Regions from separate parts of the Homo sapiens genome. Here region 2 is linked to region 1. The links are chromatin loops, found by intact Hi-C in ENCODE. Cell type or tissue: Caco-2. All regions are shown on one strand. Links, peaks and the distances in the headings refer to the core of each region. The heading gives the core; the rest is flanking DNA. Region 1 has its middle 26 kb from the start of CASP8. Region 2 holds the start of FLACC1 (flagellum associated containing coiled-coil domains 1).

Region 1 (11,324 bases), core at 2,863-5,362:
CCCTTCAGTTCTGTCATTGTTTGTTTCATATATTTAGGTGCTCTGATATTGAGTGCATATATTTATAATTGTTATATCTTCATGGTGGATTGATGCTTTTTTCATTATATAATATACTTTAATGTCTCTTGTGACAGTTTTTGACTTAAAGTCGATTTTGTCTGATATAAATAGAGCCACTCTTGCTCTCTTTGGGTTGTCATCTGCATGGAATGCCTCGTTCCATCCCTGACAGGAGGCATCATAGTTCTGCTCTTCTAAAGGGCAATGATTCTAATGTTTCTCTGTGGGTAGGGGGAAAAGGAAAAGACAGAAAAATAACAGAAAATGTGAGATAGTGAATGGCCTTAAGAATTCTTTTCTGTCCTTGTAGACAATGGGCCCTGAAGGAGAAGAGTGTTCCTGGGCCAAATCTGCATGCATACACACAGTTTGATCTGCCTGGCTTATGAGGGATTCACATCTAGGCCTTACCTCCCACATGCTAAAAATGGGCCTATTTGAGTAACATGGGTGCTTCAAAAATCTCTATGAACTAATTTGAGGGGAAAAGGGGCACAGATGCAGAGGTAACTAGAAGGGATCATAAGTCCCCAAAATGCTCTGAAACTAGGGCCTTGCTGGTATTGGATAGAAGGGCAAAAGAGAGCCAGATCTCAGGAACTTGGTTTCACTTATCAACAGACAAATGCTGTCCCAGCTTGCATCAGAAGCCATCAGGGACAATATCAAAAGTTTCATAATTACGGTGCAGTGTGAGCTTCCAGAGAGCAAGCTGTGGGAGGATCCGGGTAAGGATTGCCCGCCACCCGTGACGCCTCAACAGGGAGGAGCTCCTTGCTTGAAAAGGGAAAAAATTGCCAAACTGAAGAGGAAGGAAACTGAAAGTAGCCACTAAGAAAAAGCAAGATGAACCCAAAGCACAATCAATCCAAGGTAACTGAGAATTCAGGAGAAAACAAATTAGAAAAGTAAACTGATAAGAGTCTATGTAACTCCTTAAAAGGTTTGTTATTAACCAAAAAGTAAAAATCAAATAAGCCAACAACAACCAAAAAAAACACTAGAAATTAGATGAAGATATCCAATAGTTGAAGACAAACGTATTTTTAAAAAGTAAGGAAGCCGCCCCGTCCGGGAGGGAGGTGGGGGGTCAGCCCCCCGCCCGGCCAGCCGCCCCGTCTGGGAGATGAGGGGCGCCTCTGCCCGGCCGCCCCTACTGGGAGGTGAGGAGCCCCTCTGCCCGGCCACCACCCCGTCTGGGAGGTGTACCCAGCAGCTCATTGAGAACGGGCCATGATGACAATGGCGGTTTTGTGGAACAGAAAGGGGGGAAAGGTGGGGAAAAGATTGAGAAATTGGATGGTTGCCGTGTCTGTGTAGAGAGAGGTAGACATGGGAGACTTTTCATTTTGTTCTATACTAAGAAAAATTCTTCTGCCTTGGGATCCTGTAGATCTGTGACCTTACCCCCAACCCTGTGCTCTCTGAAACATGTGCTGTATCCACTCAGGGTTGAATGGATTAAGGGCGGTGCAAGATGTGCTTTGTTAAACAGATGCTTGAAGGCAGCATGCTCCTTAAGAGTCATCACCACTCCCTAATCTCAAGTACCCAGGGACACAAACACTGCGGAAGGCCGCAGGGTCCTCTGCCTAGGAAAACCAGAGACCTTTGTTCACTTGTTTATCTGCTGACCTTCCCTCCACTATTGTCCTGTGACCCTGCCAAATCCTCCTCTGTGAGAAACACCCAAGAATGATCAATTAAAAAATAAATAAATAAATAAATAAAATAAAAAGTAAGGAAAAGACTGGGTGCAGTGGCTCACACCTGTAATCCTAGCACTTTTGAAGCCCAAAGCGGGCAGATTACTTGAGGCCAGGAGTTCAAGACCAGTCTGGCCAACATGATGAAACCCCGTCTCTACTAAAAATACAAAAAATTAGCCAGGCATAGCGGCACATGCCTATTGTCCCAGCTACTCGGGAGGCTGAGGCAGGAGAATTGCTTGAACCCAGGAGGCGGAGGTTGCAGTGAGCCAAGATTACGCCACTGCACTCCAGCCTGAGTGACAGAGTAAGACTCCATCTCAAGAAAAAAAAAAGAAAGAAAAAAGAAAAGCAAGGAAAATAAATAAATAAATGTTTCAGGGTTTCATTGTTTCCTACGCTGAGGTGGGAGCGAATATTCTCTGAAATTATCTTGTAGATAACCTTTAGAAAATTTAAATGATATCCCATATATTCCAGGCATATTCTCTCAAACAGAGCAAGTTCCCCACTTGCTCCACAAGATGCCACAAGCCTTCTCAAGGCTTCTCTGGGTCACCTGGATTTCAGCTCAGCCTTAGTTTCCTGACAACATCCTGTTGTTCCCTCATACTTTTCTTTTTTGCCTCCCTTGTTATTTGTTACCCCCACTTGGAATACTCTTCCTCTTTGATATCTCCAAAGTGTGAATCCACACAACACTGTCCACTTCCTCCAGGAAGTCTACCCTGACTGCTCCCACCTAGTATATCTCTTTCATTCACGTTCTTCTTGCACATTCAGTCAGAAACCTACAGCTGCTCTCCATTTGCCAAGAGGTTGTTCTCTAAGTTTATATCAAGATTGTTTGATGAGATCGCAAAATGCCACTTCCCATTTTTCCCCTAGCTGGCTTTTTAACCCGTGTCATGCCTGACATCTAAACATACTGCTTGATCACTACACAAGGCTGGCCCACAGACTGCTTTGGCACAAAGGCCAAAGACTACTAGGCTCAACGTTAATTCCTGTCTTTCTGGGCCAAGATAAAGCCAGAAGACACAGAGCCATCCACTGATGCACCAGTAAATTAATGACTTTACAAACCAGCATGCATTCTTGCGGGGAGTGTGTGCAAGTGGGAAAAAAACTGTCTGGATATCAAAATCAGTCACCAAGCTGTATATTTACAACTTGTGAATTCTTCAGTATTTATGTAAGGTTTCGATACAAATTTTACACCAGAAAATCAACATGACTCACTCCAGTCTTCTAATTTTCTATTTTTCCTCCGAGACCTTGCTGGATGTTTTCTTTTCTTTTTCTTTTTTCTTTTCTTTTTTCCTTTTTTTTTTTTTTTTTTTACTCTGAAGATCTACTGGAGAGATGTTTTCATAAAGATAGAGAAAAGGGTCTGGACAAGGTGGCTCACGCCTGTAATCCCAGCACTTTGGGAAGCCGAGGCGGGCAGATCACTTGAGGTCAAAAGTTTGAGACCAGCCTGGCTAACATGTTGAAACCCCATCTCTACTAAAAATACAAAAATTATCTGGGCAAGGTGGCAGGCATCTGTAATCCCAGCTACTCAGGAGGCTGAGGTGGGAGAATCTTTTGAACCTGGGAGGCGGAGGTTGCAGTGAGCCAAGAACGTGCCACTGCACTCCAGCCTGGGCGACACAGCAAGACTCTGTCTCAAAAAAAAAAAAAAAAAAAAAAATAGAAAGGGGTCATACTGGGGAAAAGGAACAAACACAGACGCACTGAAAAGAATCCAAATGGTTAAGAATATGACAAAGAGAATCAGAGACTACGAAGATTTAATTCAGGAGGGTGGGGATAGAAATAATTTGACACTGCTCTTCAGCTAAATTTATTCTTTACTTGAAAACTTCTGTCTGGCCAGGCACAGTGGCCCACGCCTGTCATCTCGGCACTTTGGGCAGCCGAGGCAGATGGATAGCTTGAGCCCAGGAGTTCAAGACAAGCCTGGGAAACATGATGAAACTCCATCTCTACAAAAAATGCAAAAATTAACTAGGTGCGGTGGTGCGCACCTATATTCCAGCTACTCGCAGATGGGGAGCTGAAGTGGGAGAATCACTTGAGCCTGGGAGGTTGAGTCTGCGGTGGGGCCAGGGTTCGGTAAGCCGAGGTCACACCACTGCACTCCAGCCTGGGCGGCAGAGCCAAACTCTTGTCTCTAAAAAAAGACTTTTTAATAGAATTTTCATGTTGGCTTGCTGCCCTCTGGTGGAATTATTAGGGTTTATCACAAACACTGTGGAATTCACTCTGGCAATGACCACTAACACAAAATACCGATGGTTCTTGGGCATAACTCTCCCCCTGGGGAGTTAGATCTTTGACTTCATGGCGTCAGGAATTTGTTATTGGCCTGGACAACAGAAACATGTCTGGAAAATCCCCAAATATTTGGAAATGAAATAACACAACTCTAAATAATCCATGGGTCAAAAAAGAAATCAAAAGGAAATTATGTAGTATTGAATTAAATTAAAATCAAAACAAAATATCAAAATGCATGGGATGCCGCTAAAGCAAGGCTAGGAGAAAATTTACAGAACTAAATGCCTAAAAGGAGCAGGGGTGGGGAGGGGCAGGAGGACAGGATTCAAGAGGGCATACGAAATATTTTGGAGGTAATATATATGTTCACTATCCTGACTGCAGTGATAGTTCCACTCAAATATATACAGTCATACGTCACTTAATGACAGGCATAAGTTCCAAGAAAAGCATCGTCAGTGATTTCGTCATTATGCCAACATCATAGAATGTACTTATGCAAAACCTAGATGGTATAGCCTACTACACACCTAGGCTATATGGTCTAGACTATTACTCCTAAGATGCAGACCTACAAAGCATGTTACTGTATTGAATATTGTAGGCAATTGTAACACAATGGTAAGTATTTGCATATCTAAATATATCTAAACATAGAAATGGTACAGTAAAAATACCGTATTATAATCTTATGAGACCACCATCATATATGTGGTCGGTCATTGACTGAAATGGCACATGAATATATATATGAGTGTGTCTATATGACTGTCATATATGTCATACATATGTCAAAACTTATCAAATTATATACTTTATATGCCATTTGTTGTATATCAATCATATCTCAGTAAAGCTGTTTTAAACAACATGTGGCTGTACTATTAGGTAGTACAACTCAAGTGCAATTACTAAGAGAATACTAAAAGCATGCATAATTAACAAGCTAATAAAGGAGTAAGGTGAACTTTCTAAAATTACTTAATTCGTCTAAAAGAAATCAAGAAAGTAGAGAAAAGTGAATTGATGCCACGAATAAAAAACAACTGGAAATATAGTAGATTTTAGCCCAATTATATTGACAATTACATTAAATGAAAATGGACTAAATACTGTAATTTTAAGAAAAGTACCTTCCAGAATACATTTTTCTATAATAAAAGAAAAACTTGAACAATACACCACTTACGGCAGACACATTTCAAGTATAAGAACACCGAAACACTGAAAGTATAAGGATGGAAAAAGATGTACCAACTGATATCATTATACTAATATCACATAAGGCAGACATAAAGGAAAAATGATCCTAATTTAAAATGAGAAATTGACAATCTACAGTCATAGTGTAAGATTTTTATGTTCCCTTCTCGATAATGGGTAAGAAAGACAGACAAGCAGTAGAGTTATACAAGATTTGAACAACACAATTAACCTTGACCTAAATAACATAAAATCTTGACCTAAGTAACATAAAATCAATTCTGTTAGTGCCTTTCTTTCCTCATTCATACAGTCACTGTAATAGTGACTCCTGCATGTGAAGGTTATTACGAGAATCAAATGAGTTAATACATGCAAATTCTTAGAATTCCTGGCATGCAGAGTAAATTCATAATAAGTAGGAACTTAACCAAGAAATAAAAGCCTAAGTATATTGCTTTCATCTAGTGGTCACATTATATAAAAATACATAAATTTTTATAATGTGGTCATATTATCTAAAAATGTGAAATCAGCCGGGTGCAGTGGCTCAGGCCTGTAATCCCAGCACTTTGGGAGGCCAAGGTGGGTAGATCACTTGGGGCCAGAAGTTTGAGACCAGCCTGGCCAACATGGTGAGACCCCCCCATCTCTACTAAAAATACAAAAAAAAAAATTAGCCAGGCATGGAAGCAGGTGCCTGTAATCCCAGCTACTCAGGAGGCTGAGACACGAGAATCACCTGAACCCGGGAGGCGGAGATATCAGTGAGCTGAGATCGCGCCACTGCACTCCAGGCTAGGCGACAGAGCAAGACTCCCTCTCAAAAAAAAAAATAAAAAAGAATAACTTTTCACTATGTGAGCCATTGTCATTTAGTGCATAATGTCTGCGTACTACCCAGTATCCCCTGCGGCTCCTCCACAGTTGTGGGGTCCCGCACTATAGGAAGACAATGCATTTTAGCTCCGAGTACAGGTCTCAAAAACTTGGCTAAATACTTCCCCCATCCACTCATACCAGTGTACAGGGAACAATAATGGATTAATAACCAAAGAGAGGGCGGGAAGGTCCCAACTGGCATCTGCTCCACTCGGCCCACTGGTGTCTAGATAGGGAACAGTAATAGCGTTCACCACTTCTCTTTCCCCCAAACCTCCTCTGGAAATCCCAGGCTTACCTCAATATTCCCAAGGTTCAAGTGACCAACTCAAGGGCTCAGGCGGCCAAGGCCCAACCTCACGTGCCCAGAAAGTGGACGCACCCAGGGGCTGCTCCTGGAAGGAAGGAGAGATGACGGTGAGTAGAAGCCCATGTCAGCCTCTCTGGCTGGGCCCTCCTTCTACTGATGTCTTGACCCGCAGCCCGCAGCCTCTGGGCAAGGAACTAAAGTCGTTTTGAGCCAGCAGGGTCAGACTTCTAGAAGCAGCCAGCTAAGGTAAAATATCTGTCTTCTACTCCCTGGAAAGCAGTCCGGAGAGGTGGAACCAGCCTAGACTTCAGTATCAGGCAGATCTGGATTCAAATCCCAGCTCTGCCTCTCACTTGCTGAGGACTCTAAATACCTCCTTTTGCTCCACCCAGCCTCCATCTTTTCACGTGGAAAAGAACTGCTTGGTAAGGTTGCTGTGGGGAGTGAATAAAGCAATATACATAGTGCTTAATCTCACAGACAGCAGATGCTCCAGAAATGCTAATTCTCTTGCCCACTGGTATTCCTCAGGCAGCCACCAGTCACCTTCTTCTGAAGCTGTTGGCGGGGTACAGGCAGGCAGGAAGCTCAGTCTGAACAACCAGCCTTCAGACCAGCTCAGACACAAGGTGAAACAGAAACCAAAAACTCAGAGCACATGACTTACCTCCTCCAAACCTTTGCTCCAACCACTGCCACTCCCCAGGGAACGCCCTCCTCGTCTCCTCCCGCCCACTGCGGAGAGTGCTCCCATTCTCCACCGTTTATCACACACTTGTTTCTCACTTCCTGGCACTGTGAGTTGTCGTTTATTAACTGGTTTATTTTCTTCTTGGAAAAATAATTTTTTTAAAAAATATACCTTATCTATGCACACAAAGCAGCCCCCCAATTCATGAATGGATATGCTTGTGGTTTGTATTTGCGTTTTAATTACTAAGCAATCTGGCTCATCCCTTTGTGCAAAGCATTGCCTTAGGTTACAGTGTAGGAAACTGTATCAGCTCATCCTAGCACTGTTATAAAGAAATACCTAAGACTGGATAATTTATAAAGAAAAGAGGTTTAACTGGCTCACAGTTCCACAGGCTGTACAGGAAGCATAGTGACATCTGCTTCTGGGGAAGCCTCACTGTATTTATTTATTTGAAGGACTGATTTTTTAACAAAGTGAAAACTTCTCCCATGGCCTCTTCAATGCTTCCTTGAGGTCCCCGCTGTTAACATTTTGATTCTTTCAGACTTTTTCCTAGGCTTATAAAGCCATAGTAATTCTTGCTCTGCCACTTACTAGCTGCGTGACCTTGGGCAAGTTACTTAACGTCTCAGTGCCTTCCTCGGCTCATTCATAAAGTAGCTATAATGATTCCTGCATGTGAAGGTTATTATGAGAACAAAATGAGTTAATACATGCAAAATACTTAGCTCCTGGCATGCAGAGTAAAGACATAAATACATAATAAGTAGAAACAAATATTGTTTTATATACAGAGAGACAAAGAGAGACATCACATATACCATTTTGTTTACAAAAGCAGGGTAAGTATACTGTGCCAGTATCAATCATTGTGTTGCATCTGAGCTCCAAGTCCACTCTGTTCTCTTTGGTGACACCAAGCTACATCCCATAAAAAGATCTCCTTTGCTAGCGGCACAATTTTACTGGCTTTGTCAGTAGAGGGCGCCAGAGGGACGGTGCAAGGCCTAGCAGAGGACTGGATTTCTCTTCCGGGTTCTGGTGCTTCTCTTCCTGCTCTTAACGCCATGACTGCCAGCAGCTTGTAGAACCAGTGGTGCTCACCTTCAGGGAACTTTGGCAGCCTCCCAGCGGGCAGCTTCCTGCTCACCAGCCGGGGCCTGCTGACTGCAGACAGCTTGAGTGCTCTTGTACCTTTAGCAGTTAGCCTTCTTTTACTAGTTAATAATTCTTCATATTACATTTTCCCTTTCAAATTACTGGTGTGCTTTCCATCTCTAACTGGACCCTAACTTTTAGCTCATGCCTGGTATCTACCAGATGGCTTGTAAAATTTATTTAACCATTCCCCTACTGAAGGGAATGTGAGTATTATCGTTTCCAGTTTTCAGCTGTTATACCCTGTGCAGTAGTGAACATGTGTTTTTCATCCACATCACTGTTTTTGAAGGAAAAAAAATCCTGGAAGAGGAATAAATTTCTCTGCCATAGGGTTGTGCATGTAAGTCTTTGGAAAATGTTGTGAGATTGCTCTCCCTATAAGGTTGCACCAATTTATATTTCCAAACATAGGTGTAAGTGCCCACTTCCCCACACCCTCACCAATTATTATTTTTCTTTAACATTTACTAATCTTAGGGGTAATGTCTCATTGTTTTAGTTTGTTTTGTGCAATTACTAAGGAGACTGAACATTTTTTCATAACTTCATTGTCAATTTTTATTTTTTCTGTGAAACACATTGCTTATATCCCTTATTCATTTTTTAGTTGGATTGTCACTTTTTTCTAATTCATAGAAATTATTTGTTGATTCATTCCTAAAAGTGTGTATAGTTTTACAGATTTTATTAAGGGCCTTCATTCTTAGTTATGTAGCAAATATTTTCCCCGATTCATTTCATGTCTTTTTTTATGTGATGAAATACACATAACATAAAAATTACCATTTTCATCATTTTAAGTGTACAGTTCAGTAACATTAAGTACATTAATACTGATGTGTAACCACCACTCATCGCCAAAACATCTTCATCTTCCTAACCTTCATTGTATGTCTTTAAATTCATTCTTTGTGTCTTATATTATACAAAAGTTTTACATTTTTATCTATTCTAATTTATCAACCTTTTCCTTTATGACTTCTGGCTTTTACATCTTGTGTAGGGAAATTTTTGCTGGTGCTGTATTTTCTATATTTTCTTTTAATACCTTTCTAGACTTGTTTTAACATTTTATCTTTAAGCCATTTGACATTTTTGTGCTGGTATGCATGGTCTGAGGTGGGCTTCTAACTTTACTTTCTTGCAGGTGGGGACCTGATTATCCTAACACCTTTTTTAAAAAATCCATCTTTTCGCCTGGTGCAGTGGCTCATGTTTGTAATCCCAGCACTTTGGGAGGCCGAAGCAGGCGGATCACAAGGTCAGGAGATCGAGACCATCCTGGCTAACACAGTGAAACCCCGTCTCTACTAAAAATACAAAATATTAGCCGGGCGTGGTGGTGGGTGCCTGTAGTCCCAGCTACTCGGGAGCCTGAGACAGGAGAATCGCTTGAACCTGGGAGGCGGATGTTGCAGTGAGCCGAGATCGCGCCACTGCACTCCAGCCTGGGTGACAGAGCGTGACTCCATCTCAAAAAAGAAAAAAAGATCCATCTTTTTTTGATTATTTTATTATGTCACTTTTGCCAAAAAGTACCTGCCTTCTCTCCCAAAGCAGATTATCATTTCCTAGAAGGGAGGGACATTTCTTGTATCCATAAGTTTCCTCCTGACCTGGCAGATTGTACATGTTATACATGTTGGTTGGTGATATGACTGATAGGAAGCTGAATGAGAACTAGCACATTTTTAACAAAGCAAAGCAGCAGGTATCAGAACTCAGAATCAAATAAAAGCTGTCCCCCAATTCATGAATGGATATGCTTGTGGTTTGTATTTGTGTTTTAATTACTAAGCAATCTGGTTCATCCCTTTGTGCAAAGCATTGCCTTAGGTTACAGTGTAGGAAACTGTATTAGCTCATCCTCACACTGTTACAAAGAAATACCTAAGACTGGATAATTCATAAGGAAAAGAGGCTTAATTGGCTCACAGTTCCACAGGCTGTACAGGAAGCATAGTGGCATCTGCTTCTGGGGAAGCCTCAGAGAGCTTTTATTCATGGCAGAAGGCAAAGCAAGGGCAAGCATCTTACATGGCAGGAACTTGACCAAGAGAGTGGGGAGGTGCCACACACATTTAAACAACCAGATCTCATGAGAGCTCTATCACAAGAACAGCACCAAAGGGATGGTGCTAACCCATTCATGAAGGATCCATCCCCATGATCCAATCACCTCCACCAGGCCCCACCTCTGACATGGGGGATTACCTTGACGTGTGATTTGGGCAGGGACACACATCCAAACCATATCAGAAACAGAGGATGGGTAAGATATTGTTTCTGCCCTTATGAAGTTTGTGATCCCTAAATGCCCATCACTAAGGTGCTAGCTGGAGCACTGATGATCCATACATTCAATGGAGCTGTAGCAGTCATGAAAAGGATCAAGCAGATCTATATGTTCTGTTGCCCAGGCTGGAGTGCAATGGCACGATCTCGGCTCACCGCAACCTCCGCCTCCCAGGTTCAAGCGATTCTCCTGCCTCAGCCTCCCTAGTAGCTGAGATTACAGGCATGTGCCACCACGCCTGGCTAATTTTGTATTTTTAGTAGAGACGGGGTTTCTCCACGTTGGTCAGGCTGGTCTCGAACTCCCGACCTCAGGTGATCCGCCCACCTCGGCCTCCCAAAGTGCTGGGATTACAGGCATGAGCCACCGCACCTGGCTCCAAGATATGTTAAATGAGCTAACCAAGGTGCAAAACAGTCTGCTAGTGTTTGTGGGGGGAAAATGAGGGAAGGACACAAATACACATATGCTTATATAAGAATAAAATATCTCTGAAAGAATATTCAAAACATTAGAAACAATAATTATCTCCATAAAAGGCACTGAAAGTTTGGGGGACAGTGTGAAATTCACTTTTCCCCATGGACCATTTGTTTAAATTGTTTAACCATCCGCTTGTAGTTCTATTTCTAAATAAAGAAAATGGGAATTTTAGAAGTATGTTTACGATGAAACAAGAAAGATGACACAGGTACACGTGAAACAGTAAGGGAACAG
Region 2 (11,324 bases), core at 5,912-8,411, 120 kb before region 1:
GGAGATGCTGGCATTTTAATTTTATAGTATTTTCATATAGGTTAGGATTATTTATTTTTCCTTCTGTCCCTATAATATTATTGGGGTTTTTTTTCTTTCCCTTTCCCTTTTCCCCCCTCTCTAGGGAGTGTGACTATAAAGAATGCTGGGTAGGGTCTTTTGGCTTTGCTTCTATAACCCTATTCACTTCTGTCAGCAGGTTTTATACTGGGCTGTGCAGTTCAACCTACAAACCAGTAGATGGTGCTAATAGGTAAGAGCCTGCTATGGCCAATGTGACTGAGTATATACTTGATCCTTGTTTATGGGGAAAAGCTCTGTTACCTCAGGCAATGAGCTGATTCATGGGGTGCATAGTGGTCTGAGCTCCCTGCTCAGACACAGGGAGGGAGGGGCCAAAATGAGCAGAGCTGGACTAGGCAGGTCCAACTACAGGTCCCCTGATGGCAGGTACAAGTACCAGCACTGAGGGAGAATGCAGTGGGTAGCCACTACCAAGCACCCAGAGATGCTTGGGAAATTTCCTCGACCCCAAGTTCCCTGCAAAGGGATGGGGGCGGCTTAAACTAATCCAGTAGAGTGACTGCTCCAGATGCCTGGAGCTCTATCTAGGCATGGAGCCCCACTGCACCAGGATCTATGCACAGGAAGGGTGAGGTGCTCAGGCTGCTGTTCCAGGCAAGTGAGTGCTCTAAATGCCTAGAGATCTGCCTGAGCATGGAGGAGAGAGGGCCCCCCATACCAAGACCTCTGCGTAGGAGGGTTTGGGTGACTCAGACTGCTGATCGAGGAAAATGGGTGCTCCGAATGCCTGATGATCTGCCTGGTCATGGAGCAGAGAGGGCCTTGCTGCACCATGATCTATGTCTTGGAATGGGGAGGGGCAGCGGCTCAGGCTGCTGAACCAGATGAGCAAGTGCACCTAATGCCTAGAGATCTGCCGGGGTGCAAAATGGAGAGGGCTTTCCCACACCCAGATCTCTGCACAGGAAAGGTAGGGCACTCAGGCTGCTAGTCCATGTGAGCAGGTGCTCCAAATGCCTGGAGATCTGCCTAGAGTTGGAGTGGAGAGGGCACCCTTGCACCACAATCTATACACAGGAAAGGTAGGACAACTCAGGCTGCTGATCCAAGGAAGGGGGTGCTCCAGATACCTGGAGATCTGCCTGGGTGTGGAGCAGAGAGAGCCACGCTGTACCACAATCTATGTCCATGAAGGGTGAGGCAGCTCAGGCTGCTGGTCCAGACAAGCAAGTGCTCCAAATGCCTGGATTTCTGCCTGAGGGTGGAGCAGAGGGCTCTGCTGCACCACAATCTCAGGGGAGCAGGCTGGGTCACCCTGCAATGACATATGCAGACTAGTTCCAGGTTACCAAGCTAGCCCTGGCTGCAAGTCTCATCACACAGGAGAAACTGCAGCTGTAGCAGCTCTCCTCCCACCTCAGGCCTGCAAAGCGGGAGAGCACAATCCCTGCACCTACTACTGAGGCTCTTTGCACAGTTCTGGCTATGGAGACTCCTACCCTAAGCCAGAGCAGGTGCTCCAATTGCTGACCCAAGACTAAAATGCCTGTGTGGCCACACTGCTAGGTCACCAAAGAATGCCTGGATTAAAAATGGCACCCTGCTTTCAGTCCTGAGTCTGGGAAAATGTTTGCAGCTTTTCTCTATGTCTTTTCCTCACAGTGTTTCCAAGCCGCTTCCCCAAGTTAGCTCCAGAGCTTGCGAGAAACAAAGTGCTCTCCCTCAGCCTGGGTTGCCTGGATCCCAAGTGGAAAGGTGAGTCATAGAGGGAGGCTGTCTGCCTCTCCCATGTACTAGGGCTTCACTCATTTTTATCAGCTGCATGCCATCACTGGGGCTGTTTGTCCACATTCTCCTCCCTGGCATCTGGGGTGTCCTTCACAATTCTAGTGGATTCCCATTTTCCTTTTTGGATAAAAACCCACAGAGATGATCTTTACACACTATCTTGCTATTTCCAAGGAGCCAAGGCACACTGAAAGACTCTAATCTGCCATCTTGGAAAAAAAAAAGAAACTGTTTTTTTAAAAAAACTCAGTATCCATTTAGAATTATGACCATCTTGTGAGAAATGAAGCTTGAGACTCTACTTTGATATCAAATTTAGTGCTATTCTCATCATCTTTAATTGTGTTTTCTTTCACAAATGACTACTAGTGGATGTGTTTAAGTCCAAAAAACCTTCTGATGAGGTTTAAGATTTGGGGCTTTAAGCATCCTGTTGACTTCTATTGTTAGTTTCACTATATTAAATTTGAGTTAGGCTAATAGTAAGTTTTATTTTTCTGTTTTTCATTAGTTTTTATGAGTTAAGGGCCAAAATACCACAAAATTTTCAAATGAGCAAATGTTACTGTGCAAATTCAGAAAAGATGCTGAAATACAACTGTTGGCTGGCAGGTCATGGTGCCAGCAATAGCATGAAGTGTTTTGTTCTTTAGTTTAAGAAGTTATGAAGAAAGCACCCCGAAGGTGTTATGAGATGATGAAAAATACAGAAAACCCAAATATATAAAAATCAAAGTATTGTTTCACAAAATTTGATCGTCTTGCCTTCTCAGAAAAATCACTAAGTTGTTCAAAAGCAAGATTTTCACATCACATTCAAACATTATGATAGGCCAGAAAATGCTATGGAGTATTTTAATTTCATATAATTCACTACCACTTCTATGGCTGTTTTTACCATCTCTCAAACAATCTTTAGATCTATCCAGTAATATGAAGAGTTGGTACCAGGCTTCATGTTCCATCTAGATCTACATATATATAAATGTAAGGGTACTCAGGATGCATATTGCACAATGTTCTTCAGCCACCATATGTAGCTCTTGCAAATACCATTCCTGTATGCGAATACCTGTGGAATTGCAAATTAAGGCATTAAAAGAAGCAAAAAATGGGTGCTCAGCACCACTGGAAAATATATTTCATTATGCACAAATCTTGCATTCATGCTATCTGAGAGGTTTTGACAGGTTACCTTTCCTCTTACCTTACTGCTGCTGCCCCAGTCTTTCCTGCACTCCAAAGCAGTGTCTGTGTCTGATCTCAGCAGCAGCATCACCCACAAACCTTTACAGTATTTGGGCACAGTCATCTTTTGTTTTGAAGGTAAAGGGTAAAAGATGTGGTGAAGCATTCCCTGAGACCTGAATGTGGTTAATGATGAGAGTGAATCTTTAGGGTTATGGTTCCTGCTGTTTCAGAGCTGAGCTCCAGATCAAGGGCCCGTGTGTTTTTGTTTTTGTTTTTGTTTTCTTCCTCTTCTGAGATGGAGTCTTGCTCTATCATCCAGGCTTGAATGCAGTGGCACGATCTTGGCTCACTGCAACCTCCGCCTCCTGGGTTTGTACAATTCTTCCACCTCAACCTCCCGAGTAGCTGGGACTACAAGCATGCACCACCACACCCAGCTAATTTTTTTATTTTTAGTAGAGACGGGGTTTCACCATGTTGACCAGGCTGTTCTTAAACTCCTGACCTCAGTTGATCCACCCACCTTGGCCTCTCAAAGTGCTGGAATTACAGGCATGAGCCACTGCACCCAGCCCGGGCCCACGTATTCTTGAACAAATGTAGGTTTCTGTGTGTGCCTGTCCTATGCAGAGCCCTCTAAAGCCCAGGGCTCAGAACAGTGGCCCCTCTTTCTAGGTGCAAGGGTAGCACTACAGGCTTTCACGGGATTCCTGTGGCTACCTGGTCGGGTCTATTCAGGATGATCCATGGGAGTTAGCATAGCACCACTCTAAAGTCAGATGTTGAAAGCCAAAGATCAAAGAGAGTTGAGCAAGTGAGCAAGTTGGAGATAATTACAAGCTTCTTAAGAGAACACTGTCTTTTCCACACTGGGAGTGTTCTCATAGAGCCACAAATAGCGCTCCACAGATGGAAAGCCTCCGAATGCTCCCAGCTGACCATGTTTGCCACTTCGTGAATGCTGCAGCATCACACAAGAGGATATCTATTTCCCCAAGCCCTGTGCAGACCAATTTTGATAATATTGCTGTCAGAATTAAGTTGCAGTTTCTCTCATTCATTTTTCAACTTATACTTTGTTTTACTATTGGTGGCCTCCTCCACCTCTGTTCCAAATAGTAAGACACTTTGCTTTAGGCGAAGTTACTGAGAATGCCAGCACTTCCCCAATTTCATCCAAGAGAAGAGCACTTAACACTTAGCCCCTAAACACCTTCATTTCCTTCTCCTCAGCTGTTTTGGAACTGGCGAAGCTTTACTCATGTCCAAAAAGATGAAAGGAGAATGGGGATACCCAAGTAGTAGTAATTAGTGCTGAGCCTTTGCCAAGTCGAGTGGCTGGGGTATTCCTTCAGCACTTACTTCCTCTGTATCTCTGTTTTTAGCCATGCTTCACTCAAGACCCAAATCCTGCTGCTTTTTTTTTTTAATCATAAGAAAGGATTTAAATATAAAATTTTACACATTAAACACACTCAAAGTAAATATTCAATCTCTGGATGGAGACAGATTGTCTAGATGACTAATAGAGTCTATCAATTCTTCTCTAAGTTATTTCCCTCCTTTTAATCTTTGAAAGTCTCTCTTCATCTAGCCTGTTCATGGTGCTCAGAGTTGAAGCAGCCATAGTGCAACCAAGACGCTTCCCTCCATCAACACACCGAGGCTGGCATAACAGAGAGATGGAAAGAGCCCAGTTCTCCAAGGACATTGCTGAATCTTTGCACCAACTCTGATAGCACTGCCTCCAGACTCTATTTCATGAGGTTAATAAACCTCTTTGATGTAAGCCACTTGCAATCAAGCAACAGGTCTATGCATTTTAACTACACATGGCCCACACTGAGAAATCTTGTCGTAAATACTGGTGTCCTCAGAGCTCTGTTCTAGACCCTCTTCTCTCCTTACACAATACTCTCTCTATATGTGATCTCACTCGCTCCCTTGGCTTGGAATAGTATCCACTCTGAAGACTCCTAAATCTGCTTCTAGGCCAGAATCTTCCTCTGAACTTCTAAAATATGTAAGAAACTCTAACAGACGTCACCACTTGTCTATTAGTCTCCCTGCACCTCAACATATCCAAAACTGAACTAATAATCTGCTCCCTAGAACCTGTTTATCCCTCCACACTTTCCTATCTCAATAAATGGCACCACGGTCAACTCAATTGCTCGAGCTGGAAAGCCAGGAATCATCACCTTCTCCTTTTCGCTCATCCCAGCATCCAGTCAATCACCAAGTTCTATCATGTCTTCTCTCCATCCCCACTGCTGCTCCTCAGTCAGGGCCATCGTCAGGTCCCATGACGACCACTGCCACAGACTTTTACCTGGTTTTCCTGGCCCTTCCAATTGCTTCCCTATATTGCAGTCAGAATGATCTTTCTGATATGTAGATCTAGTCAGATCTCTTCTCTGTTTAACACTGCTGCCTGACTCACTGGACTAGAAGAGTAACTCCTGCTATGAACTCCCACTGCTTCTGGCAAGTCTCAATATGAGTCATTGTGGCTGCATGGTGACTTACACCTGTAATCCCAGCACTTTGGGAGGCCGAAGCAGGAGGATCACTTGAATTCAGGAGTACAAGACCAGCCTGGACAACATAGCAAGGCCTCATGTATACTAAAAGTCAAAAAAATTAGCTGGGCGGCCGGGCGCAGTGGCTCACGCCTGTAATCCCAGCACTTTGGGAGGCCGAGGCGGGCGGATCACGAGGTCAGGAGATCGAGACCATCCCGGCTAAAACGGTGAAACCCCGTCTCTACTAAAAATACAAAAAAATTAGCCGGGCGTAGTGGCGGGCGCCTGTAGTCCCAGCTACTTGGGAGGCTGAGGCAGGAGAATGGCGTGAACCCGGGAGGCGGAGCTTGCAGTGAGCCGAGATCCCGCCACTGCACTCCAGCCTGGGTGACAGAGCGAGACTCCGTCTCAAAAAAAAAAAAAAAAAAAAAAATTAGCTGGGCATGGTGCTGTGCACCTGTGTAGTCCCATCTACTTGGGAGTCTGAGGCAGAAGGATCGCTTGAGTCCAGGAGGTCAAGGCTGCAGTGAGCTATGCATGCAGCCTGCACTGCCACTGCCACTGCACCGCAGCCTGGGTAACAGAGTGAGCTACTGTCTCAAAGGAAAAAAAAATTAATTATGCTTTTATTGAGCTTTTTTATTGTCTGTTTTCTCATTGGTCTCTAAGTTGTATTGAGTATAAGAACTGAGGTATATCCCCACACCTAGCAATAGTGCCTGGCACACAGTAGACAACAAATGTGAAGTTGAGTGAATAGATGAATTTATAACAATATTTTGTAAGCTAGGGGTTGTGACCCACCAGGATCATGAAATCAATCTAGTGGATTATAATCAGCTTTAATTTAAAGAAGAAAAAGAAATAGAAGAGAATAGCAAATAATAAGAGTATTATTTCATGAAATTTTTTTATTACAAAATTTGTAAAATGTATTTCTTATAATGAGTGGCAGTAAAACTAAAATGAAAGCCACTGGGTTGTAATAAGCAAGTACTTTTTTCTATAGTAAGAAAAAGCAGCTTTATTTAAAAAAAAAAATCGGAAAACCTTGTGACTGCAAAAGATTCCTGCCTTGGGGGATTTTTACTTTCACAGATTTCAAAGCCTTAAACTCGAGGGAAAAAAGTGTCTAGAGTTTTAGGTTTCTGTGAGTAGATCACAGAGGAATTAAAAATCCATCACAGATCCTGCCTGGTAACTATTGCCATAGACCAATGAAGCCTAAAAGTGCTGTTGAATTCTATTTCCTCTGAAGATATATCTTAAACTTTTTTGTCCCATGACTGATGACGAAAGTGGAAATCCAGTGTTAAAAGTATGAATTCTTTGCTGTTGAGGGTGGTCACTGATTTGTGTCTTGGAGAATTTAATTGGCTGTTTCTCCCAACCTTCTCTCTTGAAGAAAAGAGCCCTGAGCCAATGAGGAGCTACTGTTCTGTGTCCATAGCAACAAAATAAACAAACTTTGGCCTGCCATCTCCCAAGGGCAAACCTCACAACTCAGGCCCAAGTCACAGGAATCTGAATGGTGGGGTGACCTTCTCCTCTAGTTTAATTTCATTGCAATACTGAGAAACTTCAACTGTTTTGTCTTTAGAAGGGAAATTCATGTTTGTGCCAGGCCAGCCTTTGTAAAAGCCTTTGATTGGATTCACTAGAAGTCTGTCTTCCCGCAGTACATATACTGTGAATTTTCTCCTTCGGCATTTCAACCACTTGGAATGGCCACTAAAGTGGCTTTTGATCTAAAGTAAACTCTGATTCTGTGTTGATGGGGAACCATTTCTCTCTAACATGGTGGTTTCTTTAAGATGTTTGACTTGGGCCACATGAGAATAACAGATCTTTGGGCAGTCCAAGGTAAGCTCTTTGGAAAAGATGTTTTATATTATTTTTTCTACTGATTATTAATACTAACCAGTAACTTCTCTGAAGCCTCTGCCGGCTCACTGGTGACTATTGTTAGGGCAAGCCTCAGGTAAAATCATCAGGTAGAAGTGCAGGAAAGGGAAAAAAGGGGGAGAAAAAATCCTTACACACACTCACACACCCCTCTATAATTAGAGCTATATGATGTCAAGCCACTGTAAATGCAGATCTATCTGTGATGACATGGAAATATCAACTAGATATCCTGTTACACAAAAAGAACAAGATGCAACATTGTGTGCAAAGTATGCTCTCACTTATGCAAATAATTTAAAAAATCTATTATGCTTCTCTACAGGTTAAGTTCTATATGCAAAACATTTAAGGTTATATGCACTCACAACATTTCTGGAAGGATGCCCCAAAAATCTGTTAGAAGTAGTTCCCACTTAAGAAGCTATGAGAAGTCAAGGGCTGATTTTAGCTACTGAAATATTAAAATACTGCCATATAGGCAGGGCACGGTAGCTCACACCTGTAATCCCAGCACTTTGGGAGGCTGAGATGGGTGGATCACCTGAAGTCAGGAGTTTGAGACCAGCCTGGCCAATATGGTGAAACCCCATCGTTATAAAAATACAAAAATTAGCCAGGCATGGTGGCGGGTGCCTGTAATTCCAGCTACTGGGGAAGCTGAGGCAGGAGAATCGCTTGAACCTCGGAGGTAGAGGTTGCAGTGAGCCAAGACCACACCATTGCACTCCAGCCTAGGCAACAAGAGCAAAACTCCGTCTCAAAACAATAATAATAATAAATAAAATACTGTCATATTGATTGGTAGATGACCATTGTCCAAGCCCCTTGCATGTCCTCCTTGCCACCTTGGTTGTCCCAACTCCTCCCCTGGCACCCCCAGACCACCTCATGATTCAGCAACTAAGGGGTTAATGCCTGGCATGGAGGTGGGAGTGAGATCTCCCAGGACCCTGTTCCAACCCTGGTTGATTATTCAATAGCCTTGTCTTACTGGTTGTTAAATATTTTGAGTATCACTCCCATGGGTGTTCAAAGAAAAAGGCCTTTATTTTTATTTTATTTATTTATTTATTTTTTAGAGACAGGGTCTTGTGCTGTCACCCAGGCTGAAATGCAGTGGTGTGGTCCTAGCTCACTGCAACTTCAAACTCCTGGCCTCAAGTGATCCTCCCGCACCACCTGCCAAGTGGCTGGGACTACAGGCACACTCCACCATACTAGGCTATTTTTAAAATTTTTTGTAGATACAGAGTCTCGATATGTTTCCCAGGCTGGTCTCAAACTCCTAGCCTCAAGCGACTCTCCCACCTCAGTCTCTCAAAGTGTTGGGATTACAGACATGTGCCACCACACCTGTGAGGCCTTCTTTTTTTTTTTTCTTAAGAGCAAAAGAATATATACCAAGACATTGTTTATCATGGGAAAGAGGAAAAGGAAACAACTACACATTCATCAAAGATCATTGAAAATCTATGTAAAACTCCACTGAGTGATTGTATCACCCATACAATTTACCTCTGCTTTCTGGCTTTTGAATGCAAATGTTTAATGTTATTTATAATATGGTAATGACGATTACAACATTTTGGCAGTTTCATCTGTGAATCTCTTTTCTCTTTGTTTTTGTTTTTTGTTTTATTCATTTATTTATTGAGACAGAGTCTTGTTCTGTCATCCAGGCTGGAGTGCAGTGGTGAGATCTCGGCTCACTGCAACCTCCACCTCCCAGGTTCAAGTGATTCTCCTGCCTTAGCCTCCCGAGTAGCTGGGATTACAGGCATGTGCCACCATGCCTGGCTAATTTTTGTGTTTTTAGTAGAGACGGGGTTTCGCCCTGTTGGCTAGGCTGGTCTCGAACTCCTGGCGTCAAGTGATCCTCTCGCCTTGGCCTCCCAAAGTGCTGGAATTACAGGCATCAGCCACCATACCATCTTTTTCTCTTTGTTGAGCTAGCCCCAACCACCATGATGAGCTGATTACAACCACTAAGTTTACTAGTCAGGTAAGAAATATTCATCAAATGCCCGTTGTGGACAAGCCACTTTGCAAGGCTTAGTGGAGGTGTTGAGGCACAGAGAGCACTCCATAGTGGAGTCCTGGCCTTCAAGAAGAGAGAAGGCAGTTGCTAGAAGTGGGCCTGCCTTAGCCTCTCACTTCTTGCCCCATGGACTCCTGCTAAATCTCCCAAGTTCAGGGTTGGCTCCTTTCGTACAGGAAGCAGATACAAGGTTCTAAGCAGAAGCAGTTTCTTTTTTGCTACTGTTGTAGCCTTCTTTCAGACTCTCACCTGAATTCCAGCCCCTTGTAGCATCATCTTCCCACCTGGGCACTCGATCCCATCTGCTTCTCTGACCTCATCTCCTTGACTTGGCCCTAACAGGCCCCCAAACCCAGTGGAGTATGGACAGTTATAAATGGCGGCCCTGTCACCTGCTCTTCAGGCCTTTGCTGTTTAGCCAGTCTCCTGGACTCCTTTCTAGCCCTGGACTCCTTTCTAGCCCTGACCTCTATTGCAGAAGACTCCCTAGTCCCAGGCCTCTGGCCCAGCCAACCCCTGCACACGCTGCCTTTCTTCCAAGGCCAGGTCTCTTGCCTTTGCTCCACTGCTCACTTAGCTCTCTTTCTGCCGACTCCTCTGCTGACTGCAAGCTCCCTGAGGGCAAGGTCCAACCAGCATCTAGCACAGGACTCACAGCACGAGCCTCTAAAGATTTGTACTGTTAAAGCAGCAGTTACAAGTGAGTGAGTTTTAGTATCCTCATATGTAAAACAGATTCAACCTTAAGGTCCTCTGTAGCTCTTAAGGTCATTAGACACCATCAGTGGGTTTCTCAAGCATCAGTCGTGTTGGAGACAAAGGTTGATTTCATTTTTTCAGCAGGTTCTTAAGCAAATGTATTCCAGTGTAATATTGAAAACTAATCATAGACTTAGACATTTGAGTTAAATCTGCTATCACTTTAATGCTTCTGTTAGGCCATTGATTCTTATAACATTTTTGGCATTTGTTTTTATTACTAATGAAATATCCACTGACATGGCTGGGCACAGTGGCTCATGCCTGTAATCCCAGCACTTTGGGAGGCCGAGGCAGGAGAATCCCTTGAGACCAGGAGTGCAAGATCAGCCTGATCAACATGGCGAAACCCAGTCTCTACTAAAAATACAAAACTTAGCCAGGCATAGTGGTGGGCACTTGTAGGAGGCTGGAGGCCTACACCTACAGGAGGCTGAGGCGGGAGAATCGCTTGAACCCAGGAAGCAGACGTTGTAGTGAGCCAAGATTGTGCCACTGCACTCCAGCCTGGGTGACAGAGTGAGACTCTGAAAAGAAAAAAGAAAAGAAAAGAAGAAAAGAGAAAAGAAATATCCACTGACATCATTTAAAAATCAACTAATGTTAAAAATTCATTAAGGAAAAGTCTCAATTTCTGCCCCATCCCCTGACCTGTCAGTTCTACTTCTCAATGTGCTCCTAGAGGCAATTATTTTCAACTCTGCTATCTATTTCTTTGGAATTTTATTTACCTCATACTTCCAAGTAATTTGTCTGTGCTCCGTATGTTAATTTTTCTTTCTGGTACAGCAGATGAGGATTTGGCTCTTATACATCCCCATTCCACTCATTCTTCCCATGTAGTCACAGTTCACTTTTTGGCTAAGTCACTATTAAGTATTTACATTTGATACATATGAGTGTGTGCCATACTATGATTATGTTTACTTTCTCATTCAATATTTTTTAACCTGGAGTAATTGCACATTTTATTTTCTTAGGTTTCTATGTTTCTATTGCCAATCTCTCACCCACACTCCCAAATGCTCTGGTTCTGGTTGCTCTGTAACAAAGTTACCACAAATGTAGTGGCTCAAGCAACAATCTTACAA

What was found. A loop is a pair of places that touch in the nucleus more often than their neighbours do. Peaks named below come from ENCODE experiments on the same cell type or tissue, not always from the same donor. Only the 100,000 strongest peaks of a DNase experiment are listed, where the experiment ranks them.
Region 2: it touches region 1 in a loop (9-fold over the local background); 83 of 110 quality-filtered maps call a loop at or near these places.

Annotation. Positions count from the first base shown.
Region 1 is chr2:201,229,230-201,240,553 of GRCh38, reverse strand. It overlaps a transcript of CASP10 not described here and a transcript of CASP8 not described here. Among named protein-coding and RNA genes, the nearest start is that of CASP8, 26 kb to the left of the region's middle. RefSeq lists enhancers at 5,903-6,022, 8,120-8,369. In Caco-2, for the core only: a CTCF peak has its summit at 4,022 (motif pointing left); no DNase peak of the experiment used is centred there.
Region 2 is chr2:201,353,049-201,364,372 of GRCh38, reverse strand. It overlaps FLACC1 (flagellum associated containing coiled-coil domains 1), which reads left to right and starts at 7,028. Exons shown (of 15, transcript NM_001127391.3): 1 at 7,028-7,391. RefSeq lists an enhancer at 457-506. In Caco-2, for the core only: no CTCF peak of the experiment used is centred there; a DNase peak (open chromatin) is centred at 6,982.